2 separate regions of the Homo sapiens genome follow, and region 2 is linked to region 1. A link is an interaction called in ENCODE POLR2A ChIA-PET data of the cell type or tissue named here. Cell type or tissue: CD4-positive, alpha-beta T cell. All regions are shown on one strand. Links, peaks and the distances in the headings refer to the core of each region. The heading gives the core; the rest is flanking DNA. Region 1 holds the start of KCMF1 (potassium channel modulatory factor 1). Region 2 holds the start of VAMP5 (vesicle associated membrane protein 5).

Region 1 (16,930 bases), core at 6,542-11,541:
AAAAAAAAAAAACCACCCTTTTAGGTGTATAGTTCTATGAGTTTTGACAGATTCACAGAGTCATCCAGTAATGTAAATACCACAATCAAGTTAGAGAATATTCTCATCATCTCAAAAAGTGTGATCAGTCCACCCTTCCCCAGCTCCAGTTGCCAGTAACCATTGATCTAATTTCTGTCCCTATACTTTAATTTTTTACTTTGAAATAATCATTTACCCATAGGTAGTTGCAAAGAGGGCCCAGGTACACTTTCTCAAATGGGAACATCTTACAAAGCTATGGAAAAATATCAAAAGCCAGGAAACTGACATTGGTACAATACTATCAAGTAGACTACAGACCTTATTCAGATTTCACCAGTGCTTACATCCATTAGCTTATTTGAAAAAACATAATTGGGCCATAGTATGAAAGAAGGGTCAGCCTAGCAAAAACACGCATTAGTTACAGTTGTCCACAGAAGAAAGGAGAACTCAGGAGGGTGCAGAGAGAGGAAGGGACTGGAGGAAAACATTTCTGGAGTGGAACAAAAATCATTTGGTAGACAATTTGGTATAAGGATTTAAATTAATCCTTCTTGATCTTCTTTTCTTTTTTGAGACAGAGTGTCACACTGTCACTCAGACTAGGATGTGGTGGTACAATCACGGCTCACTGCAGACTCGACCTCCTGGGCTCAAGCAATCCTCCCACCTCAGCCTCCTGAGTATTTGGGACCAAAGGCGGATGCCACCACGCCCAGCTAATTTTTTTTTTTTTTTTGAGACGGAGTCTCACTCTGTCATCCAGGCTGGAATGCTCCCAGGTTCAAGCAGTTCTCTGCCTCAGCCTCCCAAGTAGCTGGGATTACAGGCGCGTGCCACCACATCAGGCTAATTTTTGTATTTTTAGTAGAGATGGGGTTTCACCATCTTGGCCAGGCTGATCTTGAACTCCTGACCTCGTGATCCACCTGCCTCGGCCTCCCAAAGTGCTGGGATTACAGGTATGAGCCACTGCTCCTGGCCGCTAATTTTTATATTTTCCGTAGAGATAGGGTTTCGCCCAGGCTGGAAATTAATCCTTTTTTTGGAAATGAAATTTCCCATATGGCAGGGCAGCAAGCAAAAGGTTGTTTTAAATTGAACAGCCTGACCGCTAAGTGAATGAAGGTCATGAAAACCCCAAATAACCATAATATTTCTGCTTACTCTTATTTAAAGAGGAAAAAAAATGGTTTAGTTACTCTCTCCTTACTCTTGCCTGACTGAAAAAAATGAAGTAACTGTCGAAAACAAAGTTATCTGTTTAGTTAGCTAACCCTCTGCAAAACCAAGCAAATGAAATCTCTATATTTACTCTTAGTCCCTCCTGCAGTTCAGTACTGTTGTAGGCTTTCCTATCTGCTCCACCATTTTATCAGACTACAGCACTGATAATGCCTTAATCTCTATACAATTTATTTATAGACATCACTTACCCATCAGGAGACAATGGGATCAGCGTTGTTCTCCCCATTTTTACAGCCCAAGAAATTGAGGCTCCTGATACCCAGGATCACATATGCCAACACCGTAAAATGCTCAGAAAGGCATCGACACAGAGCTTTACTTAATACCCTTCTTTCTACTCCACCACACCCCATTTACGGCCAGGTTGGATCTCTTTCTACAAGAGAAATGGAATAAATTTGTGCAGGAGCTCCATACAGGCAATAAAAATATCTCTGGTGACAAAGTCCTCATTTAAACTCCAGTTTGTTTATCACTAGTTACTACCAAATACAGTCCCTTGGGAGTTCTGAGTGACCCAAAACCTACTTCCTGGACTTCAAGATGAGCTTTTAGTTTCTTTGAAATCAGGAAGTGTCTTAAAACCAGATTCAATGAAATACGGTAACAATCTTTTTACTGTGTCCTGTGCTAGGTATTTTATATGCATTTTAGCACTTAACCTCCAAACCTCTTATTATTAAACCTCTGTTGTTACGTCCATTTTAAAGATAGAAAAGTCAGGGCACAGAGAGGTTTAGAGATCACACAGCCAGCAAATGGTGGACAGTATAAGAGTAACCTCAAAGCAAGCAGTACCCCAGATTCCAATTTCAGTTGACTTAGCCTGGTAACAGTTCAATTTTATGCAAAACCCACAACTTCAAATGGAAAAAGATAAATTAAAACAACCACAAAAACCAGACAAATGGAGGCTCAGCAGGCCTTGTAGCTCATCCACGGTTACACAGAGGATCTCAGAGCCAAAATTCCATGGCCGATCCGTCTTGACTTCAAAGCGCGATCTATTTCCACCAAACCACGGAACCATCGACACGTGGTAAGGGGCAGTACAAAGATTTGTTGAATTAATAATGCCTGAAAACAAATTGACAATAAGAAGGTAAAAATGGAAAACACAGATAAAATCGGAAAAGCAGACCACTTTCAGGAAACAAAAAACTCCAAATTTTCAAGGCAGGGCATTCACGGTGAGCCAAGGCGCTGGGACAAAGTTTGCGCGGGTACCGCCGGACTCCCGGGCTGCCCGGCGCGGAGTCTTTAACGGAGATGGTTCGCAAGGAATCGGCCTCGGAGCCCGGCAGCCTCCTGGCTTCCCTCCTGACCACCAGTAACCCGGCCGGGAAACACTGGCGAAGACCGGGGGCCAGTCGCCTTCCCTTTCTGGGCTGTTGGCTTAAAATACACACAAACACAAGTCCCCAGGCGGTCCGCGGCCTCTCAGTGGGGCTGGAGCTCGCTGCCCGAGGCCCGCCCGGAAGCCATGCACCTGCGGACAGGAGTCTCTCCGAGTCGCAGCTCGCCGCCGAGAAGCACCCACCTCCCGCGGCCGGCGCAGCCCAAGGCCCTGGCCCCTATAGCCCGGCCTAGGCCCGCCCCAGGCGGGGCTAGGGGCGGCGTGGCGGGCGGGCGCCCCTCGGGCCGCGCCGGTGAGCAGCGGGAGCCGGCGCCGGGCATTTCCTCTTCCTCCCTACGCGCGGCGCGGCGGCGGCGGCGGCGGCCAGGCCGAGGCTGGGCACGGGCGCCCGATCGCGGCCTGCTGGCTAGCGCGGGCAAGCGCCGCGCCCCGAGCCGCCGTCGCCGCGTCGCCCCCGTCGCGACCGCCGGCCGCGGGGCCTCCGGGCGGCTGGGCCCGGCGAGGGCAGCGAGAGGCGGGGCTGGCGTGCGGGCGGCGGAAGGAGGCGGAGGAGGAGGAAGAGGAGGAGGAGGAGGCGGCGGCCGGGAGCCGGGGGAGAGGGGCGGGGGGTGGGCCGGGGGAGGGGAGGAGCGGGATTTGCGGAGCGCCGCGCCGCTGCCGGGAGCCGGCAGGCCCGAGAGTGACCGGAGTCACGGCGGGCGCCGGCGGAGCTGCGGCGTCGGACCCGCCTCCTGGAGGAGCTCAGCCCCGACCAGGCCCGGCCCCATTCCCGCCCCGCGCCGCCTCCCCGCCGCCGCCGCCGCCGCCGCCGCGGGAGCGCTCCCCTGCCCACCCCGCCCCCGCGGCCGAGCCCGGGAGTCGAGTGGGAGTCGGCCGGCCGGCGCGGGCAGCGCCGGGACCCCGCGGGGGACACTGCAGCCGGAGCCCGGGAGGGGCCGCGCCGCCACCGTCTGAACTAGGATGTCCCGACATGAAGGTGAGAGGAGCCCCCGCCCCCACCCGCACCTCCCGGGCCTCGGCCTACCCCGCCCGGGCCGGGCGCGGCGGAGGGCGGCCGGGAAGCGGCGGAGACTTTGGCCGAGCCCGAGCCGGGCCCGAGGCGCTGGACCCGGGAGCGAGCGAGCGAGGGCGGAGAGCCGCGGCGCCGCTGCCGCCACGGCCGCGGCCCTTAGCTGGGCCTGGTGCTGGAGGCGGGGCGGCCCGGGCGGCCGGAGGGTTTGCACTGTCATGGGGCGGAGGGGGAGGGGAGGCGGCGGGGCCCGTTACCGGCGGGAGCTCGGCCTTCGGGACTGATACCGGACGCCAAGGCCCGCCCGGCCGGTTCAGGAGCCGCGGGCCCCAGCGCGGCCTAGCGCTCCCGCCGCCCCGGAAGAGCCCGGTGTGGTCGCAGAGCCGGGCCGCGGGCGGCAGCAGGAGGCAAAAGAGCCGGCCCGGGACCCGGCAGGCGCGTCCGGTCGCCGGGAGACGACGGCGAGTGTCCCCGCCTGCGGGCGACCGCGGGGCTGGCGGGAAGGCTCTGCGGCCAAGGGACGGGAAGCCCTCGCCGCCTGGAGCCCGCCCCGGCCTCGCGGCTAGGCCTCGGCGCGTCCCTGGGCTCGGGTAACCAAGTTCCCGGGGTGGATCCGACCCCGCCGCAGCAAGCAAACTCCCTGCTCAGTCACCCAGGCGGAGCAGGGCTCGCTCCCCGCGGCCCTGGTGCCCTCGCCGGCATGTGCTGCCTACCAGACCAGGTTTTGGAAAATGACGATGGTGAGGTCTGTTCATGGTCGGGGGTCGTTTTGGACCTTGTTTTGCCATTTTAAAACACGATTGGAGTACAGTTGCAAATAAGCAGACAGCTCTAAGCCCAGTCCCAGGGCACAAAGAGACAAATGTTTAGGGTCGATGTATAGGCTTTGAGCTGGTAAGAAATAAGTTAACTTTAATTTATTGCCATATGGTTTAGAAAAGGAGGAGGGGGTTGTGTTTTCTTTGTTTCACTACTACAGGTTTTTGGATAAAAAGTGTTAAGAGTCTTGGCGAAAAGTTTGTCCTGCTAAGGTTAATACAAGATTGTAGAAGTGGCTTGAAAGTTTGTGTACTCCGGATTTTAAAATCCTGTATAGGTGATGTAGGAGTGGAGAAAGTTTAGTGAGTCAGTTTAGTGTGTGCTTAGCACTATGGGAAGGATATTCTTTGGGAAATACGGACCTTAGAATTTCAAGGCTGAAAAACTCAGATTGATTAAAATTGTATTTAGAACAAGTTTCAAAATTCGCATTACTAATTGCGACGTTGAAATTGACTCAACATTCTGTGTTCAACGATTCTGTATTTTAAAAGTTACAAAACTAATATGAAATATACTATATTTTCTTCGCAAAGCATTTGTTGAGTACTTACAGTGTTCAAGTGTTGGGCATTTTGAAATAATGAGGTACCTAGCCTCATTGAAAGGGACACAGAAGTAGGAAGCTATGCCTCTTTTCCCCACTTCGTCTGCTTAATCGAAATGTATCCTTATCTCTGTAATTTTAAGAACTCGTAATTAAAGTTATAATCAGTTTTCAATTTGGGATATTAAAGTTTATCTTAAACTGTAGTCCTGTGTACATTGACCACCTTCAAGACAAAACAAAAGTGAGCAATGGCTGCAAGCTCTCTTACTCTTGAAAACTGGGAGGGTTAGTTAGAGAATCACAGCCATGGAAGAGTGTTTCAGACCCATTCTCCTTGGTCTAAGAAAGCATACAGATAGTTCCAGACGAGCATTCTAATTGAAGTGTCCTGGGAAGAAAATTCCTTCACCCCCAGTGCTCTGTTAGAGTAATTAAAATCTCATATTTGGAACATTCTTGAATGTAACATATATTCTGTAATTTAAGCCCATTTCCCCCCATTTGGTGCTGTGCAAAGGTGTGTGGTTATGAAACTTATATTACCTTTTAGTTACTTGAATATTGCTGAACCTCAGCACACTAGTAGCACACCTTTCCTAGTAACTTATGTTAATGTCAGTAAATAGAACATACCTAATGAAAAAGGAACATACCTAAATACATCTGTTGAAGACTTATAGTACAATATTCGACAAGTGATTCTCTTTCAAGGGTCTAGTTTATGGCCTAAGACAGGAATAGCAGTCTCACGAATCACATTTAACTCATTAGATACATATTTTGTGGAATATTAGTTCAGACTGTCATTATTGTCATCAGTAAGACTTTGACCTATCAGTAAATACAGTGTTTGGCACCCTTGCTATTAGTTCTTTTCTTACCTTTGCCTTTTTTGGGCCAAAGAATCCCATTTCTTTCAGCATTTCTTTCTTTCTTTCTTTTTCTTTATTTCTTTCTTTTTTTTTTTTTTTTTTTTTTAGCTGGAGTCTCACTCTGTCACCAGGTTGGAGTGCAGTGGCGTGATCTCGGCTCACTGCAACTTCCACCTCCCAGATTCAAGCAGTTCTCCTGCCTCAGCCTCCCAAGTAGCTGGGATTACAGGCGCCTGCCACCACACCCATCCAATTTTTGTATTTTTAGTAGAGATCGGGTTTCATCATGTTGGTCAGGCTGGTCTTGAACTCCTGACCTCAGGTGATCCACCCGCCTTGGCCTCCCAAAGTGCTGGGATTACAGGCGTGAGCCACCACGCCCAGCCTCCGTGTTTCTTTAGTGGTGTAATTTTTGCACTCTCAGTCATCTGTCCACCTCCAAATTCTCTGTAGTTCTCATTTCCTTTCAGTAGTGTGATCCTGAACTGGATATAATAGTCTGGTAAAAGGTTTGAACAAGCCTATCATGTTGTACTTGCTTGGTGCTTCCTTTTCAGGGCCTTATGTGTGCAGGTAATATGTTACTTTGTCTTTGTACCCACCCTAATGAATTACACTAAATCCTATGATTTTATTAATGTAACTTTGGATGACACAGTCCTGAGATGGACACCTGTCAAGCTTGAAGGCTCAACCTTGTGAAGCAGTGCCTCTGAGAAAGGCAATGCAACCAGGAGCATAGAGAGATGCTCTAGTCCCGGGTTCAGCATGCTTCTTCTGTAAAGGGCTAGGTGGCAAACATTGCAGGCTTGGCGGAGCTGTAATAGTACGAAAGCAGCTATAGACAACCTGTAATTGAAAGATCATGGCTCTGTTCCAATTAAAACTTTATTTGTGGACACTGACATTTTAATTTCATATATATATATATATATATATATATATATATATTTTTTTTTTTTTTTTTTTTTTTTTTTTTTTTGAGACACAGTCTTGCTCTGTTGCCCAGGCTAGGGTGCAGTGGCGTGATCTTGGCTCACTGCAACCTGCACCTCCCGGGTTCAAGTGATTCTCCTGCCTCAGCCTCCCGCGTAGCTGGGATTGCAGGCGCCCACCACTGCGCCCGGCTAATTTTTGTATTTCGTTTAGTAGAGATGGGGTTTCACCATGTTGGCCAGGGTGGTCTCAAACTCCTGACCTCGTGATCCGCCGGCCTCGGCCTCCCAAAGTGGTGGGATTACAGGCGTAAGCCACCGCACCTGGCCGAATTTCATATAATTTTCATGTGTCATGAAATATGATTTGTCATTTGACACCCCCACCATTCAAAAATACAAATAACCATTCTTAACTTTCGGGCTATATAAAAGCTGGTGGTGGACCGGCCGTGGTGGCTCACGCTGAGGCAGAGAATTGCTTGAACCCAGGAGGTGGAGGTTGCAGTGAGCTGAGGTCGTGCCACTGCACTCCAGCCTGGGCGACAGAGTGAGAATCCATCTCCAAAAAAAAAAGTGGTGGTTGGATTTGGCCTGAGGGCTGTAGTTTGCCTTACTTTACCTCTGCCCTAGACTGGCGCTTTAGAGAGTTGATAGAGCTTGAACTATCAAGAGTCTAGAAGGGGCCCAGTCAGCTTGGGATTCCGTCATTTTCTTTGGGTGATGGGAAATGAGTTCACAGACTGAACCAGCTCCTCCGTACTTCACTTTTCAGCAGCACCATGAGGAATGGAAATAATTGTTCCTCAGGAGTGGACAACAGGCTCCCCACCCTACAGACCCTTAGTGGAGATGGCAGTACCCTACATTTTTCCTGCTTGCCCGTTAATACTTTTCCAGTGAGAATTGTAGGGCCACTTTTAACTCACTTTGTGGTGTTCTTGTCATGTTAACATTTTATAGACTTTAGCACCCACTTTGTGTTCACCCTGCCAACACTGTCTAGTTCACAGTGAACCCAATCATTTTTTATCTTGATGTATTTTTTAAAATGTCTCACTATCATACTTTCAAATACATTTAAAATGTAAGTATGTTATTCAGAGCTTAAAATCTACTTTTAAAGCTTTCCAAATAAAAAAAAGCAACTTAACAAATTGCTCGCTGCTTATTAGCTAAAATGAAATCATGAATGTTCTTGCATAGATTAGAGCCTAATTGATTACCTGGATCTAGGTACATGTGTCGCCTTAAATCATTCAACCTTTCAGTCACTACTATGTGTAAGGCAGTCTGCTAGGTTCCAAGGAATGTGGGGCTAAGTGAATAAGATGCAGCTCCTTACTTTAAGTCTGGCAAGGAAGATGCATTTTTTACGTAGCTTCCACAGTGCATTGTGAAACATGCCATAAGGAAGGGATAAACACTGATGACAAAGTAATTGCCAACTTTTACTAATTTTGTCAAATTTCAGAGAGGTACTCTACTGTGATTCTAGCACTTTTTTCTTGAGTGCCTTCTTAACTCCTTTTTTTTTTTTTTTTTTTAAAGACAGAGTCTCGCTCTGTCGCCCAGGCTGGAATGCAGTGGCGTGATCTTGTCTCACTACATCCTCCACCTCCTGTGTTCGAGTGATTCTCCTGCCTCAGCCTCCCGAGTAGCTCGGATTATAGGCACCTGCCACTGCTACTGGCTAATTTTTCTATTTTTAGTGGAGACAGGTTTCACCATGTTGGCCAGGCTGGTCTCGAACTCCTGACCGCAAGTGATCCACCCACCTCAGCCTCCTAAAGTGCTGGGATTACCGGTATGAGCCACCACGCCCAGCACCTTCTTAACTCTTTCTGGGCTACTTTTGATTTTGGGTAAAATTGTTTGAGATTTCAAGCCGGTTGCAGTGATGTGCACATGTAGTCCCAGCTAGATGGGAGGCTGAGAGACCCTATTTCTTTAAAAAAAAAAAAACAAAAAAAAACAAATTGAGATTTCAAGTAGAGTCCTTATCTTTATCTGATTTATAATTTCTCTAGCTTTTTGAAGATTTTCACATGTAAAAATGATAGTGGATAAATGAGCAGGTGGTCATATTGTTATGCTAGTTTCAGAAGTATCTGATACTATTTATTTTTAAAATGTAAAATACAAGACTACGTAGGCCATTAATCTACTTAGTCCCAACTTTTTTTGTTTTTATTTTTTTAATTGGCAAAAATTGTATATATTTATCATGTATAACATGATGTTTTGAAATATGTATACATTGTAGAATGGCAGCTCCAACTTTTTGAAAGTTGTACCACTCTTTTCTTAGTAGATTCTAATTTTCTCTCTCTCTCTCCTTTTTTATAATTATTTTTTTTTACTCTCTGTTGCCCAGGCTAGAGTAGAGTACATTGGTGGGATCTTGGCTTACTGCAACCTCCATCTCCCAGGCTCAAGTGATCCTCCCATCTCAGCCTCCCAGAGTGTTGGGATTACAGGTGTGAGCCATTGCTCCTAGCCTTAATTTTCTCTTCTCAAAAAATGTTATCTGCCACTGAAGCACACATATAGACAGAAATAATTTGGTTTTGGGATTTGGGGACTGCAAAGCCAAGATTGGTAATTAGCATGTGATTTTAATGCAGTGCCTTTTGCCTCCCTATAGAAATGTAAGTGGACTCCCACTGATAAGATCCTTACCATCAGGTCTTCTTACAACTTATTGTACTTTAACTGTAATCTGTTAACAGATTATGACATTCTTAAGACTTTTTCAGTTCGTTTTTTGTTTTTGAGACAGGGTCTCTGTCGCCCATGCTGCGCACCAGCATAGCCCGCTGCAGCATTGACCTCGCAGGCTCAAAGAATCCTCCCACTTCAGCCTCCATAGCAGGTCGGACCACAGGTGTGCGCCCCACACCCGACTTTTTTTTTTTTTCTTTTTTGTAGAGACTGGATCTTCCAGTATTGCCTAGGCTGGTCTCAAACTCCTGGGCTCAAGTGATTCTCCCACCTCAGCTCTCGAGTACTGGGATTATAGGTGTGAGCTGCCATGCCCAGCAACTTTTTCAGTTTGAATAAATCGTAAATTACATTTACCTTGACTTTCAATAGAGAATATATAAGAATGTAAATTTATGGGAAAATGAATCACATTTTAATTTCTGGGGTCTTTGATTTCATAATTTCATTTAAAGTTCATTTTGAAGCTCATTTTCCCATATTTTTATATTCATGTTTAAGTTAAAATGTAGTAAAACATAACTACATGTTCTTGTTTCAAATTGGGAACTCAATTTGGAAGAGATTCCTTTTAGTCTGAGATTTTAAGATGTTTTAGCAGCAATCTTTTTTTTTTTTTCTTTCCTCGCTCTTGTTGCCCAGGCTGGGGTGCAATGAGGCGATCTCAACTCACCGCAACCTACGCCTCCCAGGTTCAAGTGATTCTCCTGCCTCAGCCTCTCGAGTAGCTAGGATTACAGGCATGCGCCACCTCACCCAGCTAATTTTGTATTTTTAGTAGATAGAGGGTTTCTCCATGTTAGTCAGGCTGGTCTTGAACTCCCGACCTCAGGTCATCCACCCGCCTCGGCCTCCCAAAGTGCTAGGATTACAGGCATGAGCCACCGTGCCCAGCCTTAGCAGCAGTCTTGTAAGATGGTAACTTTTTCACAGTAGCAGCTTATGAAACTTATGATGTGAAATAACTAAACAGACCCCTTCATATTAAGCTTTGCAACCTTTTTAAAAGAAATCCATGCATCATAACTTATTTTCAAAACATCAACTTTATGATATCTATCATATATATTTGCCTAGGTTTTTTGTCTTTTGGTTTTTGGGTTTTTTTTTTTTTATACTTTAAGTTTTAGGGTACATGTGCACAATGTATTTGGGTTTTTTTTTGAGACAGAGTCTCACTCTGTCATCCAGGCTGGAGTGCAGTGGCATGATCTCGGCTCACTGTGGCCTCTGTCTCCCAGGTTCAATAAATTCTCCTGCCTCAGCTTCCCAAGTAGCTGCATTACAGGCATGTACCACCATGCCTGGCTAATTTTTGTTTGTTTGCTTTTTGAGATGGAGTTTCGCTCCTGTTGCCCAGGCTGGAGTGCAATGGCGCGATCTCAGCTCACCACAACCTCCACTTCCTGGGTTCAAGCGATTCTCCTGCCTCAGCCTCCCGAGTAGCTGGGATTACAGGCATGCGCCACCATGTCTGGCTCATTTTGTGTTTTTATAGAGACAGGGTTTGTCCATGTTGGTCAGGCTGGTCTCGAACTCCTGACCTCAGGTGATCTGCCCACCTCAGCCTCCCAAAGTGCTAGGATACAGGCATGAGCCACCGTGCCTGGCTAATTTTTGTATTTTTAGTAGAGATGGGATTTCACCATATTGGCCAGGCTCGTCTCGAACTCCTGACCTCAAGTGATTCCCCCTTCTGCCTCCCAAAGTGCTGGGATTACAGGTGTGAGCCACCGCGCCTGGCCATGTTTTTTTTGTTTTTAAACTAGAAGCTCCAAAAGTTTTTAGTGAAGGCTAAGCTGTCATTGAATTATCCTAGAAATAATGTTTTTTAAATCACTTTATGAGCTGGGCGCTGTGGCTTATGCCTGTAATCCCATGGGAGACCAAGATGGGTGGATCACTTAAGGTCAGGATTTTGAGACCAGCCTGGCCAACATAGTGAAACCCCATCTGTACTAAAAATACAAAAAAATATCTGGGCGTGATGGCAGGCGCCTGTAATCCCAGCTACTCGGGAGGCTGAGGCAGGAGAATCTCTTGAACCCAGGAGGCGGAGGTTGCAGTGAGCTGAGATCACCCATTGCACTCCAGCCTGAGCAACAAGAGCGAAATTCTGTCTAAAAAAAAAAAAAAAATCACTTTATAAATATAGCTGTGGGGCTACTTTCATGCATATGGACTCAAAGGAAGCGCTCCCTAAACTGCATATTCATAAAAGTTAAAAGTAGAATGCTGTTCCTAATAAAAGTCTTTTTTTATAGAAGATTAATTTTTTAATTAATTTTAGTGTTGTGCTAAGGACCATGATGTTTTTCATTTCCTTAAAATTATAAGGTATTTTTTCAGTCTTTGAAGTTATTCATTAAAATTGAGAAAAGAACCCGTAAGCAGTATACAGATCAGAGCATCTTAAAATTTGGTAATTTTTTTTTTTTTGAGACCGAGTTTCACTATTGTTGCCCAGGCTGGAGTGCAGTGGCGCGATCTCGGCTCACCGCAACCTCTGCCTCCCGGGTTCAAGTGTTTCTCCTGCTTCAGCCTCCCAAGTAGCTGGGATTACAGGCATGCGCCACCACGCCCGGCTAATTTTGTATTTTTTTTTTTTTTGTAGTAGAGATGGTGTTTCTCCATGTTGGTCAGGCTGGTCTTGAACTCCTGACCTCAGGTGATCTGCCCACCTCAGCCTCCCAAGTGCTGGGATTACAGGCATGAGCCACTGCGCCCAGCCAGTTATTTTTATATGTTAGCCATGTCTTGATTTATGTTAAAGATCTGGGATAAGGCAGACAGTTTCCTAAAGGAACATATTACCTAGATTACATGAGAAGGAAGTGAGGAGCCAGGAAAAGATAGGCTGTTCTTGGGTTGGTAAGGACCAGTGGCCAGGTGGGTGTTGGCAGAGGAAAGACAGGCAAGGTGGGTGTGAAGCTTGGAAATGGATCTGTAGCTACAGGATGTTGGAAACAGAAAACCAGCTCTCACGCCTGATGGAATGTCTTGAGAGCTGGGTACCAGGAAGTGAAAACACTGCCCAATGAAATGAACAAGAGATGAATGAATTGCCTTGTTAGGCACCTTCCACCATTCCCTCTCTGCTACATCCCTGATGGCCCTCTTGGTGTTTGTTAACCATGGTAACTGCCTGTAGAATTGTTTTTAGTTGTTGGCTCTCTGAGTTGTAGCAAAGTAGAATTATGAGTTCATCCAATTCATATACACAGTCAATTAGCCTCATATCTTTTTTTTTTTTTGTCTTGAGGCCGGGTCTCACTCTGTCACCCAGACTGGAGTCCAGTGACATAAACAAGGCTTACTGCAGCCTCAACCTTTGGGCTTACGTGATCCTCCTGCCGCAGCCTCCCAAGTAGCTGGGAGTACAGGCATGTGCTACCACGCCTGAATAATTTTTGAAATTTTTGTAGAGATAGGGTCTCATTGTGTCATCCAGGCTGGTCTTGAACTCTTGGGCTCAAGCAATCCTCTTGCCTCGGCCTCACAATGTGCTGGGATTATAGGTGTGAAGCACCACACCCAGCCTAGCCTCATCTCTTCTATGGCCACAGTGCCAGCCAGCAGTCCATCAAACTTTGCCAGTGGCCACGGGGGTACTGGCAAAGAAGTATAGATGGATCCCTGTAACTTAATCACTGCTACTAGAAAAAAAAAAACTGAGATCAGAAGAGTGGGTCAGTTGTATTACCCTCAGCTAGAAGAAATAGCAGAAGAATAAGTGGATGAAGCATCTTGATATCATGACTAATTAGGTTTGCACATTATCTTCTGTTGAATTTTTTTTTTTTTTTTGAGACAGAGTCTCACTCTGTTGCCCAGGCTGGAGCGCAGTGGTGCAATCTCGGCTCACTGCAAGCTCCGCCTCCCGGGTTCATGCCATTCTCCTGCCTCAGCCTCCCAAGTAGCTGGGACTACAGGCACCTGCCACCGCTCCCGGCTAATTTTTTGTATTTTTAGTAGAGACAGGGTTTCACCGTGTTAGCCAGGATGGTCTCGATCTCCTGACCTCGTGATCCACCCACCTCGGCCTCCCAAAGTGCTGGGATTACAGGCGTGAGCCACCGCGCCTGGCCTTTTCTGTTGAATTTTAATGTTTTTTTAATCTCTTTTGCTGGTACTCAGTGCCAGTGTCATGATATCAACTTTTTCTACAGTAAGAGGATTTTCATTAGGAGAGTCACTTTTTAGAGTACTAGGTTGATGAGTTGACTTGGAACAGTCACAGGTATATTTGATTATAATTTATTATTTGGTTATGACTTTTATTGTTCCTTTGAGACTCTGTCATCCTCCCTACTCAGCAAAGTAAAGGGTCTCTCCAGCAGCACTCCTGTCTTATTCTCCAGGCTTTTTGTTTGTTTGTTTGTTTGTTTGTTTTTTTGAGATGGAGTCTGGTTCTGTCGGCCAGGCTGGAGTTCAGTACCGCAGTATCAGCTCAGCTGCAGCCTCCGCCTCCTGGGTTCAAATGATTCTCCTGCCTCAGCCTCCTGAGTAGCTGAGATTACAGGCGCCCACTACCATGCCCAGCTAATTTTTGTATTTTTTTTAGTAGAGACAGAGTTTCACCATGTTATCCAGGCTGGTCTCGAACCTCTGACCTCAGTTGGTCCGCCTGCCTCTGCCTCCCAATGTGCTGGGATTACAGGCGTGAGCCACTGTGCCTGGCAATTCTTCATAGATTTGTGATTATCTTTTGATACTTAGAAAAGAGCTAAAGGGATTAAACATTTATTTTTGTGTTCAGTGTAGTTTTTGTGTTACGGGTTTTTGTGAATGGTTAGATAACTAACAACTATTGGGGTGAATAGCTGTACCCTACTGTTCTTGTTCCACCAGTATTCTCCTTTGGTGTCCTCTGTGGTTGTAGAGGTTTGGCAGTGTAAGCAGAGAAGTTTTCTAAATTAGGAGTTAAGGATGTTGAAGTAGAGCAGGCAGGGATTATATAAAGGAGTTACAGATGTGTTCCTTATTTTCTTTTTTTTTTTTTTTTTTTTTTTTTTTTTTTTTGAGCCAGTCTTACTTGTCGCCCAGGCTGGAGTGCAGTGGCGCAATCTCGGCTCACTGCAACCTCCACCTCCTGGGTTCAAGTGATTCTCCTGCCTCAGCCTCCCGAGTAGCTGGGATTACAGGCATGCACCACCATGCCCTAATTTTTGTATTTTTAGTAGAGACGGGGTTTCGCCATGTTGGCCAGGCTGGTCCTGGACTCCTGACCTCAGGTGATCTACCTGCCTTCGCCACCCAAAGTGCTAGGATTACAGGCTGAGCCACCATGCCCGGCCCTTCTTTTCTATGATATTGAAATACATGCTGGGAGTTGAGGATGGTTGGATGGTGAATGGGAACCCAGGTAGTTTTCATGTTCAAAGATCTTGATGTTCAGTCTGACACTGTTAGGGATTTGTATGTAGTTAATTGCGGTTCTAAGTCAATGTAAATTATACAGTGTGTTTGTATGGCTATACATATGAATATACATAGTGGTCACAGAGGTGGGACTGATTTTCTCTTCTCTAGGAAAACTGGTGATAAGAACGTCAAGTGACAGTAGATGAGAAATACAAGTGTTCCTATATTAGATCAGTATCAAGGGTCTTCATTCTGAGTCAGACATGCTGTATATTTTCATGTTTCTTCGTTATTCTAGATCATATTTTCTACAAGCTTTTTAAAAGCCACCATTGGAAGAGAAATAACAAATCTACTTGCAGAATTGGCATAGACCATTGCTATCCAATAGAAATCTAATGTAAGCCACATACATAATCTTAAATTCCCTGGTAGCCACATTTTTAAAAAAGGAGGTGAAATTAATAATGAAATAACAACCCACTATATCCAAAATACCATTTCAACATGTAACTGACATAGAATTGTTTATGATATATTTACATTTTTTTCTTACAAAGTCTTAAATTTTTTTTTTTAAGAGACAGAGTCTCACTCTGTTGCCCAGGCTGGAGTGTGGGGGTGTGATCGTACCTCACTGCAGCCTTGACCTCCCATCCTCAAGAGATTCTCATACCTCAATCTCCTGAGTGGATAGGACTACAGACATGTGCCACCATACCTGGCTAACTTTTGTTTTGTTTTTTTTGCTTGTTTGTTTGAGATAGAATTTCGTTCTTGTAGCCCAGGCTGGAGTAAAATGGCGTGATCTCAGCTCACTGCAACCTCCACCTCCTGGGTTCAAGCAATTCTCCTGCCTCAGCCTCCCAAAGTAGCTGGGATTACAGGCACCTGCCACCACACCCAGCTAATTTTTTTGTATTTTTAGTTGAAATGGGGTTTCACTGTGTTGGCCAGGCTGGTCTTGAACTCCTAACCTCAGGTGATCCACCCACCTTGGCCTCCCAAAGTGTTGGGATTACAGGCGTGAGCCACTGCGTCCGGCTGACTTTTGTATTTTTTATAGAGATGGAGTCACCCTATGTTGCCCAGGCAGGTCCTGAGCTCCTGACCTCAAGCAATCCTACCTTGGTCTCCTACAGTGCTGGGATTACAGGAGTGAGTCCCTATTCCCAGCCAAAGTCTTAAATCTTAAATTTTACATTCATCATATTTTAATTCAAATGCTAAATTTTCATTTAAAAAATGCCTCAGTTGAAAAACATATTCACATTTATGCGTTGAGGGTCTGCTAGGCTTTTGCTGACCACCCTGTCTAAAGTAGCTCATACTCTGGCTGGCCATGGTGGCTCATGCTTGTAATCCCAGCACTTTGGGAGGCTGAGGAAGGAGGATTGTTTGAGACAAAGCTGGGCAACATGGTAAGACCCCATCTTCACAAAATAAGTAAATAAATAATAGAAGTTTCTTTGAAAAAATAAGTAAATAAAGTAGCCCACACTCTATATATATTTTTTGTAGGGATGGGGTCTTGCTGTGTTGCCAAGGCTGGTCTCAAACTCCTGAGCTCAAGCAATTTTCCCGCCTCAGCCTCCCAAAGTGCTACGATTACAGATGTGAGCCATCACACTTGGCTGTGGATTTCTGCTTCAGTTTCTGTCCTAAGAACTTAGATTTTTCATTTCTTTTTCACCTTAAAATTATTTTTTAACATATACTGGTTTCATGACCTTTTATTTATTTTTTTCTTTTATATTTAAAGAAGCTTAGCAGAGGCTGGGTACGGTGGCTCACACCTGTAATCCCAGCACTTTGGGAGGCTGAGGTGGGTGGCTCATCTGAGGTGAGGAGTTCGAGACCAGCCTGACCAACATGAAGAAACCCCGTCACTACTAAAAATACAAAATAACCTGGGTGTGGTGGCGCATGCCCATAATCCTAGCTACTCGGGAGGCTGAGGCAGGAGAATTGCTTGAACCCGGGAGGCAGAGGTTGCGGTGAGCCAAGATTGCGCCATTGCACTCCAGT
Region 2 (12,577 bases), core at 7,566-12,565, 610 kb after region 1:
GAAGAGAACTAAAGGTTTATAAGAGAACCAGAAGTTGGTTCTCTGTGATAATGTAGTTCTGACCCATGCCACTGGCCTATTTTTGGAGGTCAAGCGGGGAGGAGCTAAATACTATTTTTCTCTCCTTGTTCAAAAACCTTGTCATGAAGCCTCCGAGATGAGACATCAGCCAGGGAGGACTAGTCCTCCATTTCCCCCAACACCCAGGCGGGTATTTTTATTTAATATCTGCATAAGCAGGCGGTTGCTTGGTGCCTGCACGTGTCGCCCAGTGGTGGGGAAAGCAGAAGTGTGTGGCTCAACGGCTCCAGGCGCCTTCTGGGATACTTGGTTGCCTGTTGTTCTGGGTCACAGCAATGGCATTGCGGCCAGGGCCGTGCTCCGGCAGCTGGCTTAGAGGGACAGATGGGTGGGGCTGGGTGAGGGTGTTCTGCTGGCCAGCACAGACACTTTCAACCAGGGTCCCAAGAAATCAGGAAAGGGGGGTGGCTCTGGGAATTGTAAATAGTGGCGGGCTCTGCTCTGGAAGGGAACATTGTGAGATGCTGGCCCTGCTGTATTCTACGGCCCTCTCTAGGGAGCAAGGAAGCAGTGGGGAGGGATTTAGTGATGTGCTGCTTTTCCTTGTCAGGGGCCCTAATAACCCCAAAAGAAGTTTGATCTAGTCTGTTCAGCATCACATCTCACCTTCTGGGGCTTACAAATGCATTTATTTTTGATTACAGAAGTAATACATGAAAACATTCTCTTTGTAAACATTTCAAGCATTTTACAAAAAGCTTAAGTCTGCCTGAGGCCTTACCCTCCCCAGATCTCTGAGCCCAAGTCTCCAGTTCCCCCACCACTTGGTCTAATTAACCCCGTGTTGCCGCACAGGAGGAAGCCAGTGAAGGTGGAGGAAATGATCGTGTGCGGAACCTGCAAAGTGAGGTGGAGGGAGTTAAGAATATTATGACCCAGAATGTGGAGCGGATCCTGGCCCGGGGGGAAAACTTGGAACATCTCCGCAACAAGACAGAGGATCTGGAAGCCACAGTGAGACAGGGAGCCCACTGGGGGCTGGAGGAAAACAGGGAGGGAGGGAATTTCTTTTTGGTGGGGCAAAATGGACAGGAGGGCCAGAAGTTTGACATTTCTGTTGCCTTTCACCTGGTTTGGGAGCTGATGTGAGCTGAGTCTCCACTTCTGAATCTGCTCTGCTCCACAGATTGTTATGGATCCCAGGGAATGGATCCCATGACTGGGGCTTGAGGTGGCAGCTCGCCCATAGAGGCATGTTCTGAGACCGAAAGCTCAGTCAGCCCATGCATTCTCAGGCTTCTCTCCCGGGAAACTTGTTTTCCCTTTGAAGCCTGCCCATGACAATCATCTGGGTCTGACCTTCCCAGGGCAGAAATATTGGCTCTGAGGAAACCCCCGCTGTGGCCTCTAGCCTTCTCTAGGAGCTGTTAGACAAGGGGTGGGAAATTGCTGGCGTCTTGCTGAGTAGGCTTTAAAAAGAAGGGGGAAAGAGCAGTGAAATGCTTTGATCCCAGGGTCCCCTGCTAGATGAAGGCTAAAATAATATCTCCCACACATCTTGCTAGACCTCATTCTTCTCTCTCTCCAGCCAGGGGCTGAGGCCAGCTGTTTCAGGGAGGAAGTAACTCCAAAGTTGAGCAAAGTCTGGAGCCTCAAGTTCTGTGTTCAGCGGGGAGGCTGGCTCTGGCTTTCTGAGTCCTGTGTGAACTCTTGGCTCTTGGGTATTGCTCCCTTGTCTCCCTGGGGCTCATTGCCTGTTTCTGTAGCTTAATTGTAGCTTAATTTGGGGAGCATGGCCCCGGGAATTTTTTTTTTTTTTTTAGACAGAGCCTCACTCTGTTGCCCAGGTTAGAGTGAGTGCAATCTTGGCTCACTGCAAACTTCACCTCCTGGGTTCAAACGATTCTCGTGCCTCAGCCTCCTGAGTAGCTGGGATTACAGTGTGCACCCCCACACCTGGCTAATTTTTTGTATTTTTAGTAGAGACGAAGTTTTGCCTTGTTGGCCAGGGTGGTCTTGACCTCCTGACCTCAGGTGATCCACCTGCCTTGGCCTCTCAAAGTGCTGGGATTACAGACTTGAGCCACCATGTCTGGACAAGCCCCAGGAAATTTAGTGTCTATAACTTGAATTGCTGGGCATGGGGAAGAGTGGGTGGAGGAGGAGGAGTTCCCTTACTTCCAACCCTCTATCCTGTCCTGGTCCCTCCTCCAGCCTCAGCAGTCCCGATGGGGCAAGGAGTCCTGGAGCTGCGAGATGTGCCCACCTGGAGCCTGCACCCCTCAGTCCCAGGGTCTGCCCTCCCAAGGGCAGATTTTGCTGCCAGTGTTGTACCCTTGGGTGTAAGCAGGTGTCGAGGACCCCTCAGTGTGCAGGGGTAAGAAGAGAAAGGGGACCCCTAGTCATATCTAGGTGGAGACCTCCTAGGATCCTGAGAATTCTAAATTTCAACCCGGCCTTCCAGATTTTTAGGAAGGTACATTTGTCAAGGTAGGCAGATACAGCATTTTTTTTTTTTTTTTTTTTTTTTTGAGATGGAGTCTTGCTTTGTTACCCAGGCTGGAGTGCAATGGCGCAATCTCGGCTCACTGCAACCTCCGCCTCCCAGGTTCAAGTGATTCTCCTGCCTTAGCCTCCTAAGTAGCTGGGATTACAGGCGTCTGCCACCACACCCGGCTAATTTTCTTGTATTTTTAGTAGAGAGGGGGTTTCACAATGTTGGCTAGGCTGGTCGCGAACTACTGACCTCAGGTGATCCACCAACCTCGGCCTCCCAAAGTGCTGGGATTACAGGCGTGAACCACCGCACCCGGCCAGAGCATCTTTTATTTAGCAGTTTGTTACCTCAGCTTACAGTGTCAGTATTAAGATGTATGGCTTGAGCTGAACGTGGTGGCATGTGCCTGTAGTCCCAGCACTAGGGAGGCTGAGGTGGGAGGATTGCTTGAGCCCTGGAGATGGAAGCTGCAGTGAGCTGAGATTGTGCCACTGCACTCCAGCCTGGGTGACACAGCCAGACACTGTCTCAAAAAACAAACAAACAAGGCCAGGCGTGGTGGCTTACGCCTGTAATCCCAGCACTTTGGGAGGCCAAGGCGAGTGGATCACCTGAGGTCAGGAGTTCAAGACCAGCCTGGCCAACATGGTGAAACCTCCTCTCTACTAAAAATACAAAAGTTAGCTGGGCGTGGTGGTGGGCACCTGTAATCCCAGCTACTCAGTAGGCTGAGGCAGGAGAATCAATTGAACCCAGGAGGTGGAGGCAGCAGTGAGCCAAGATCGAGCCACTGCCTGAGTGACAGAGCGAGACTCCATCTCAAAAAAAAAAAAAAAGTATGGCCTGTGGGCTGCACTTGTACTCTTATAATCTTGTTCCAGTGGGAGGAGCCACTGGGTCACTCACTCTGCCTTTTCCCCAACAGTCTGAGCACTTCAAGACGACATCGCAGAAGGTGGCTCGAAAATTCTGGTGGAAGAACGTGAAGATGATTGTCCTTATCTGCGTGATTGTTTTTATCATCATCCTCTTCATTGTGCTCTTTGCCACTGGTGCCTTCTCTTAAGTAACAGGGAACCTCTCCCACCTGCCCTTCTCTTCAGGGACAACCCTCCATAAATGTGTGCCAAGAGGGTCTCCTTTCCTGTCTTCCTCTACAGAGAATGCTGCTCGGTCCTCCTACCCCTCTTCCCGAGGCCCTGCTGCCATGTTGTATGCCCCAGAAGGTACCTTGGTCCCCCGGAAGGAGAGAAAAAAGAGAGATGGACTGTGGCTGCATTTCTTGGGTCCTTAGAGTGGGCTGGAGAGACCTAGAGGGCCCAGCATGTGGCTGGGAAACTGTTGGTGGCCAGTGGGTAATAAAGACCTTTCAGTATCCCTATATGTGTGAGGCACTTTCTCTCTTCCCATTTTGCCTTTGGCTTTTCTATTTCTTTTCTTCCTGAGGATACCTTCTGGCTAAAATTCTCTCATCTGAGGTCCAAGTTGTTGGAAGGGCAAAGAGTATATGTTTGGAGAAGAAAGTTGGAGCCCCCACCCTGTCTTTATTCCTCCCAGTTCCATTCATTGTCACAGGTCTCAAGAACAAGAATTTTCTGGGAGTCTTGGCATATGGAAAGTTCAAAACCTTCATAGCATTTTGGGGTGGTATGCAAGATTTTTAAGTGTTCCCATTGGGTCCTGCCATGGCCCTGTAGTACTCTTCTTCTGGAATTGTTAGCTGAGGCATGAAGCTGGTTGAAATCCTCCTGCCTCTTCCACCAGAGCCATCTCTCTTCAACGACCCTGTAGTCTAGAGCCGAGGGGTGGAGGAAATGGACTGCTATTCCTTTCCTTGTGCTTCTGCATGTTTTATTTGTCTTTTCTCTGTCCTTGTCTTCTGGGACTTAGCAAGGCCTCTGGGTCTCAGTTGTCCTGAGGGGGCAAGCATCTCTCCTTGGCATCCCATGGCTGGGCACAGTCAGTCAGTCAGTGTCACAGGACAGGGCCAATGGCTCTTCTTCCCCTCTGTGCACAATAAGCCTTTCTGTCTTCAGGCCCCCCTCCTCCCTACCAGGTTCCACCATCACTGTCACTTTTTCCAGTGCCCAGTCCGCCTTGGTTTGCAGGGAGGGTTCTTGCTATCTCTGTTCCTGTTTCCTCCACAGGCTTTCCAGAATTGGAAACAACCTGTTGTCAGGAAGAAGGGGAAGGGTTGAGAGTCAGGGTTTGGGACCAGATTGGCAAGTCAGGCTCTGGAAGAATCATGCTCTGAAATTTGGGGAGGGAGGAGGAAAGGTCAGAAAAGACCCTTGTGATATTTTTATTTTTATTTTTTCAGAGATAGGATCCCACTTTGTTGCCCAGACTGGAGTGCAGTGGTGTGATCATGGCTCACTGCAACCTCCATCTCCTGGGCTTAAGAGATCTTCCTGCTTCAGCCTCCCCTGTAGCTGGGACCACAGGTGTGTGCTACCACACCTGGCTAATTTTTGTATTTTTTGTAGAGACATGGTCTCACTGTGTTGCCCAGGCTGGTCTCAAACTCCTGGGCTCAAGCAATCCTACCACCTTGGCCTCCCAAAGTGCTGGGATTACAAGTGTGAGCCACTGTGCCCAGGCTTGGGGTAGTCTTTGCTACAACATGTTAATCCTCTCTCTCCTGGATTCAAGGTGTAAGGAACTGAAGTGAAGCTTCTGCCTTGGGACCCAGGCTGTCCAAGGTGGGGGTGAGTGTCTGTGAAACCCTCTTGGTCTGGGACTTCTGTATTCACAGAGGCTCAGCCCCAGAGAGGGAAACTTTCAATTCTGTTGGTCAAGAGAGGCCTCACTTGAGGGACCAGGCCCAGTGGCTCACACCTGTAATCCCAACACTTTGGAAACCTGAGGCAGAAGAACTGCTTGAGGCCAGGAGTTCGAGACCAGCCTGGTCAACATAGTGAGACCCTGTCTCTCTCAAAAAAAAAAAACAAACAAACAAAAAAAAAAAAACGAGGGACCTTATTTTAAGATGTCCGAGGCAGCTTGGAGTAGTGGAGAACAGGTAGCTGGTGGTTTCTCTGTAGCAGTGAGAGGACAGGATGGGTAGATTCGGCTCAGGAAGGCTCTGAAGTGGTAGTAGATACACCAGCCTCCCCCATCCTCTGACTGAGGAGCAAGTGCATGGCGGGTGCATGACAGCACAGAGCTGCACTTGCCCTCATGGTGAGGAAAGACATACAGAAAGGCTAGAGCTAGTACTTTGCCCATGTGGGGCTGCTTTCTTTTTGAATAGAGGTGAAAGTCACACAATGTACAGTTTGTTATTTTAAAGTGTACAGATCAGTGACATGTATTCAGAATGTTGTGCAACCACCACTTGTCTTTAGTTTCAAAACTTTTTGGGTGCCTGTTTTTGGTTCTGGGTGAGATGCACTCACCAGGGTGATAAAGACCCTGCCTGGCTTGTTCATGGCGTCTCCAGGACCTAGTATGGTGCCTGACCGTGGCACTCATAGGGTGTTTGTTGAGTGAATGAATGATGCCTTTTCAGCTGAACTCGAGCTAGAAGACTCCAGGGCTCACTCCACTGTGCCCATTCCACAGATCCGGCCCCGAGGTGTGCCCGTTCACCAGGCAGAGGTGTCATCCGAATTCAGGCTCCTGGGGCCCGGGAGGGTCCGACTCTACGGACCCAGGTCGCTGTGGCCCATCGCTTTCGATTTGACTTGGTTTCTGTCGCCACTCGCGGAAGGCGCGCCCCCCGCCCTCGCTCGGCGGCCCGCCCCGCCCCGCCCCTGCTCTTCCTCCGGGGCCGCTGGCACTGCGGCCGCTCCGCAGGCAGAGAAGCCGGGAGCGGGCGAGGCGGCGGCGGCAGCAGCGATGGTGAGGGCCCAGGCGGGGCCGGCCAGCCCTGCGACGGGCAGAGGGCGAGTGGCGAGGGTGGGAGAGAGGAGTCCAAAGTCCGCGGGCTGGGGCCTCCCCTGGGGCCCACGAGGGCCAGACCTGAGGCGGTGACCACTGCTGGAGCAGGACGGGGCGGACCCTCCACTCCCTGCGCGCCGCATGGGAGAGAAATGCGTGAGCCCCGTCCTGGCTGCACCGCGCAGAGCGAGCGGGACTCGGGCTCCCCATTCTCCTGAAGCAAAGCGGTTAAGAGCACCGACTTTGGAGTCGGACTCCGGGCTGGGATCCCAGCTCTGTGACCCGGGACAAGTCACTTAACCTCCCTGAGCCTCCTTTTCCGCGTCTGTGAAGTGGGGTCAGTAATACCTGCCTTGTTGGGTCCTTGCGAGGTTAAAGGAGCCACAGTGGCAGAGACCCGCCTGGCACTCAGAACCCACTGCTAAGAAGTGGTAGGAAATGTAACGACCTCGTCAGCCCTTTCCGCAGCTGTGAGGAGCCAAGCCTGGCTCAGGAGTTGGAAACTTGAGCAGATGGGGTGGCAGAGGCCATTCCAGCCCCATGGCAGGGTGTTGGAGGGCGAACTCCTCCCCTAGAGAAAGAGAAAGGGAGATGTTTACTCTGAAAGTTCCACTGAAGTTATCAGTGTATGGCACAGGCCTGACTCCCTGCTAACCTCTACCTAGTGACACATTCCTGAGTTGAGTCATCCCCACTCCTGCTGCAGATCCTGGCCTTTGTCCTCACTTGCCATCTCCAAGGCAAAGATGTCAGGAACAGCTGGTGCCAGTTTCTCCCTTTCCCTAGGGCTCCTGGGAAAATGGACTGGGCAGGAAGTAGGCTTGGTGCTTTAAGATTTTGCCTTGGAGAAACTGACAGAGGTGTGATGGATGTGGCCTGGCTAGGGGTCAATGCCTGGATGGCCTTATCTCCAGGGAACTTGGAGGCAGGAAGAGGAAGTGGGGCAGGAAGGTAGCACTGAGCTCTGAGGCCAGGCCAGGAAGCTGAGGAAGGCTCTGAGAATAGGGCAGAGCCCAGAGCCCACTTAAGGGTGTGCAGGGCAAGGGGTCAGGCAGGGGTAGGGGTGGGCTTCAGCCGGCCCTTAGCTCTTTGGGAGAAGCTCCTGAAGTGAAGGCTGAAGGCAGGATATTTTATTGGGGGAGGAGGATACTGGGAAACCTGGGGATTCTCACGGGTACATTTGAGGCAGTCTGTGGAGGAGAGGCTGGGGAGGTCGCTCCTCCACCCATCCATCTCCTAGCCTCTTCCTGTTTCTTCTTTCACTCTTGCCCCTTTAGCGCTTTCCTTCCTTCCACCCATCCCCTTTCCCTCCCTGGTCCTTCTTCCTTTCACTTTTCTTTTCTTCTCTATGACTCATTCAACCAACAAGGATTTCTTGGAAATGTCCTTCATGCCAGCATGGTGACAAGTATAGGGGACAGAGCAGGAACAAAGCAGTGATGGGAAAGATGGAAATGGAATGAATAATTACTTGAATTCATTAATCTTGTAGATGATCCTCTCTCCAAAGAATGTGTGTGTTGAGCCACAGGCCTCCCTCATATGCACACAAATTAGGTTGGTAGCATCAACCAGATTCTTTAGCCAATCAGCTAAAGTGTCTGACCTCCTTGTACCTGCATCTAATTTAGCACACGGGTTACAAATGTGGTGCCTGGAGTCTGTGTTGGTTCAACTCCCAGATCTTCTACTCACTGGCTCTGTGATCTTGGACAGGTGATTTAACACCTCTGAGCCAAAGTTTCCTATAAAACTGGGAAAAGGCCAGGCGCAGTGGCTCACACCTGTAATCCCAGCACTTTGGGAGGCCGAGGCGGGCAGATCACGAGTTCAACAGTTCAAGACCAGCCTGGCAAACATGGTGAAATCCCGTCTCTACTAAAAATATAAAAAAATAGCCGGGTGTGGTGGCACACGCCTGTAGTCCCAACTATGCGGGAGGTTGAGGCAGGAGAATCGCTTGAACCTGGGAGGCGGAGGTTGCAGTGAGCTGAGATCGCGCCATTGCACTCCAGCCTGGGTGACAGAGTAAGGCTGTCTCAGAACAAAAACAAACAAACAAACAAACAAAATAACTGGGTTAATAATATGGCCTTCAATGGGTTGTTGGGTGAGGATTAAATGAGACAGAGCAAATGAACAGCAAGCAGCATAGTGCCTACCTCAGAGTATGTGCCCATTGGATGGTGGCTGTTATTCTTGCTCAAGATGTAAAACCTCAACAGCCTGCCGTGCCAGATGAAAATAAACTAGATGCAGCCGGGCGCGGTGGCTCACGCCTGTAATCCCAGCACTTTGAGAGAGAGGCCAAGCCAGGTGGATCACGAGGTCAGGAGTTCGAGACCACCCTGGCTAACACGGTGAAACCCTGTCTCTACTAAAAATACAAAAAATTAGCTGGGCGTGGTGGCAGGCGCCTGTAGTCCCAGCTACCCTGGAGGCTGAGGCAGGAGAATGGCGTGAACCCAGGAGGCAGAGCTTGCAGTGAGTGGAGATCACGCCACTGCACTCCAGCCTGGGCGACAGAGTGAGACACCATCTCAAAAAAAAAAAGAAAGAAAATAAACTAGATGCTAGTTACCAAGTTACCAAAAGCCCATTTAAAGTTCTGAGCCACAGGTTAGAAACAATTATGTGTACTATGTGTACAAGTTTGCCATAGGGAAGAGCTTGCTTGGCTGTGCATTTTATAAAACGAAGAGGTTTTACTGACCACCTGTATTACACAATTTTTTTTTTTTTTGAGACAGAATCTCGCTCTGTCGCCCAGGCTGGAGTGCAGTGGCCCTTAGTTCACTGCAACCTCTGCCTCTCAGGTTTAAGTGATCCTCCTGCCTCAGCCTCCCGAGTAGCTGGGATTACAGGTGCCCGCCACCACGCCTGGCTAATTTTTGTATTTTTAGTAGAGACAGGGCTTCACCATATTGGCCAGACTGGTCTCAGACTCCTGACCTTGTGATCCACCTGCCTCGGCCTCCCAAAGTGCTGGGATTACAGGCGTGAGCCACCACACCTGGCCATATTGTACAATTCTTGAGATCTGACTGCTAAAAAAAAAAAAAGGAGCTAGGGAAATGTGGGCCACATCAATATAATAGCTCTTATTTATTGAGCATTTAGTATGTGTCAGGCGTTGTGCTAAGCTTTTGATTTACAATAAGTCACATAATCCTTAGCTAACATTATTATCAGCACTTTACAGAAGAGGAAGTGGAGGTCAGAAAGGTCATATCCTCAGTCTCAGTCACTCAGCTGGTGAGTGGCAGAAGCAGGATTTCAACAGACGGGTGCAAAGCAGAGCCCTGCTCCTAGTCTCTGAGCTGAGTGCCGACTTAGGGAGGCAATGTTATACCGGTACTTGCGCCCATTCATCTGACGACAGTTAGAACAGTTTCTTGGATACTAGACAGGAGATGGGGAGACAAGGAGAGTTAGGATAGGGAGGTTTTTTTGTTTTTGTTTCTTTGTTTTTTCTTGAGACAGGGTCTCACTCCTTTGCCCAGGCTGGAGTGCAGTGCGCAATCTTGGCTCACTGCAGCCTCTGCCTCCTAGGTTCAAGCAATTCTCCTGCCTCAGCCTCCCGAGTAGCTGGGACTATGGGCAGGCACCACTTTGCCTGGCTAATTTATGTATTTCTTGGTAGAGGCATGATCTGCCCACCTTGGCCTCCCAAAGTCCAGGGATTACAGGCATGAGCCACCGTGCCTGGCCCAGATGGTGTGGTTTTGAGAACTGCGTTTTCATAGGAGGAATCAAAGAGATTGAGCCCAGAAAAACCTGAGAGGTTTGAGTGTCATAGAGGGGATATTCTGTACAGGGGGCAACAGTCTGTCAAGAACATTTCCTGTGTAACTGCCACTCTCTGGCAATTACACAACTGCTCCCCTCTCGCCCTGGCTCAAAATTCCAAGCCCTGCAGGCTTCTGGCCTCAGGTCTCAGAAATGCCTGTCTCACCCTTCTTCCTTTCTCCACGCTCTGCTTGTCACCCCTCTCCCGCCTGGTGGCCATCTCCTGGCAGTCTTGCTGATGGTACTTCTCCACCCCTCTGGCTGGCCTCTCTGCCATTTTCTTACTTCTATCTGTGCCTGTCTACCACCAATAGAGAAATTATCCTGAAGCACTTCTTCACTGTCACCCGTGGCTCAAAAACCACACTAGCTCTTAAGTTTTATCAGTCGCTTGGAGCCAGTCTTCTCTACCTGACCTTTTCTGCCTTCTGTCCTGCCCCATCCCTCCCATCCTCTGCCTGGTCCTCACTGTCAGGGTGTATCCCTATCTCTCAGTGCAAGAATGTCCCTGCTCCATGTCATCCTTCAAGGGGTCACCCGCCCCCACCATGGCACCCTCTCTGTGGCAGCTCTGATACTTACTATCTGTATCGCACAGTGTAACTCTTTACTCTTCTCTAATTGTATTACATGTGTCTTTTCCCCAGGGCAAAGTGGTCTCTTTAAGAATAGGCACAATTAGGCCAGGCATGATGGCTCATGCCTATAATCCCAGCACTTTGGGAAGCTGAGGTGGGAGGACTGCTTGAGCCCAGGAGTTCAAGACCATCCTGGGCAACATAGCAAGACCCCATCTTTAAAAATATAGGCACCATTTATTCAGGAACTGTTTATCACATCTCTGCTGTCTGCAGACATTATGCTGAGTGACAGTGTGGCGTAAGGCAGTATGGCCCTTGTCCTCTTGCTTACCTCCTTCCAGGGTCCCTGGAGCTTTATTTCTCACAGTGCCAGCAGAGACCTGTGTATATAGTCAGTGTCCTTTTTCCTCTGGTTGAGTGGGGGCCAAGGAGGGCCCGAGACTTGAGTCTAAGGCCTCTGTGTTCCCTGGAGCGAATGTGTTCTTTTAGGCCTGGGTCCATCTTGGCTCCAGGCAGGCCTGGCTTCGCATTGGGGGAGACTGGTCCAGATTACAGCTGGAAGCACAGCCAGCTCTTTGGAGAATGTGACCCAAATATCACCCCTTGTTGAAAAATAAGGTAACAACAGCTGTAGCATTTAGAATAGAAAATAAAAAGATAATATCCAGCATTTTCCCAGTCTCTAGCAGTGACTCTTATTTTCGAGTATTTATCCATTCTCAAGTTTTTGCTTTGGACTATTTAATTTTGTTTTTTGTTTTGTTTTGTTTGCTGAGATGGAGTCTTGCTCTGTTGCCCAGGCTGGAGTGCAGTGGTGTGATCTCGGCTCACTGCAACCTCCGCCACCCAGGTTCAAGCGATTCTCCCATCTCAGCCTCCCAAGTAGCTGGGATTACAGGCATGCACCACCATGCCTGGCTAATTTTTGTATTTTTAGTAGAGACAGGGTTTCACCATGTTGGCCAGGCTGGTCTCGAACTCCTGGCCTCAAGTGATCTGCCTGCCTGGGGCTCCCAAAGTGCTGGGATTACAGGTGTGAGCCACTGCGCCCAGCCTGCCTTGGAGTATTTGAATGTGGGGAAGTTCAAAGGATTGAATGATGGAGCCTTGTTGAATGCTATAGTAGTAATAATAGTGATGACGGTTGACTCAGGAAAAGGTGAGAGTGCAGTTTCCCTGCTCTCTTCGTTGTTCCTCTGTGTTTCCTGCTTACTGCTTCCTCCAGCCTGTGAGCGCAGCCTCCCCTACAGTGGTTTGCCTGACCTCTCTTGAAGCAGGTTGCTTTTCTAGCTCATGGGTAAATATTGACCTATTTGGGTTTCAAATGCCTGCCCCTCGAAACTCATGCAGGGCTAGAAAAACATGCTGGGAGAACATCTCTTGAGAATAAGAATTGCTTTTGGTTAGGCTGTATCGTAATTGGCCCACTCACTGATTCCTTGCTTGCAATGGTCAGCACTGTGCTGGCCTCCCGGTGGGATGGTGGTGGACAAAGGCAGGGCACTGCTCCCTGCCCTCCCTCTGGGAGTTTGTGGTCCAGCTGGGGAGATAGGACTCATACAGTGGGAATTCTTGGAGGCTGTATACCAAGCAGCTGCAAGGATCCTGAAGGAGGATTCTTGGCTGAGTGGGAGGTAGCCCTCTGTGACCACCAGATCTCTTCTAACACTTAAGTTTTCTGGTTTTAAGTGGAATTCAGTCAAGTGCCAAAATGTCTGTTGTAGACAATGGGTGACGTGGGCTGGCAGGAAAAGAAGCTTGCCCTTCTTGTAAGGAGGGGAAGGGAACAGGGATGGGCTGTGGGGAA

What was found. ChIA-PET counts read pairs that join two places held together with the same protein. Peaks named below come from ENCODE experiments on the same cell type or tissue, not always from the same donor. Only the 100,000 strongest peaks of a DNase experiment are listed, where the experiment ranks them.
Region 2: POLR2A ChIA-PET joins it to region 1 with 13 read pairs; 2 of 35 experiments call an interaction of 5 or more read pairs at or near these places.

The regions. Positions count from the first base shown.
Region 1 is chr2:84,967,863-84,984,792 of GRCh38, forward strand. KCMF1 (potassium channel modulatory factor 1) reads left to right here and starts at 3,299. Exons shown (of 7, transcript NM_020122.5): 1 at 3,299-3,605. The coding sequence starts at 3,590. RefSeq lists enhancers at 2,226-2,305, 6,572-7,113, 7,114-7,655 and silencers at 2,804-3,053, 3,084-4,173. In CD4-positive, alpha-beta T cell, for the core only: no CTCF peak of the experiment used is centred there; no DNase peak of the experiment used is centred there.
Region 2 is chr2:85,578,133-85,590,709 of GRCh38, forward strand. VAMP5 (vesicle associated membrane protein 5) reads left to right here and starts at 6,299. Exons shown (of 3, transcript NM_006634.3): 1 at 6,299-6,361. The coding sequence starts at 6,359. It overlaps VAMP8 (vesicle associated membrane protein 8), which reads left to right. Exons shown (of 3, transcript NM_003761.5): 2 at 877-1,035; 3 at 3,444-3,899. The coding sequence ends at 3,584. RefSeq lists enhancers at 346-485, 746-885, 1,522-2,175, 2,176-2,830, 2,831-3,484 and 1 more and a silencer at 6,221-6,570. In CD4-positive, alpha-beta T cell, for the core only: no CTCF peak of the experiment used is centred there; a DNase peak (open chromatin) is centred at 9,659.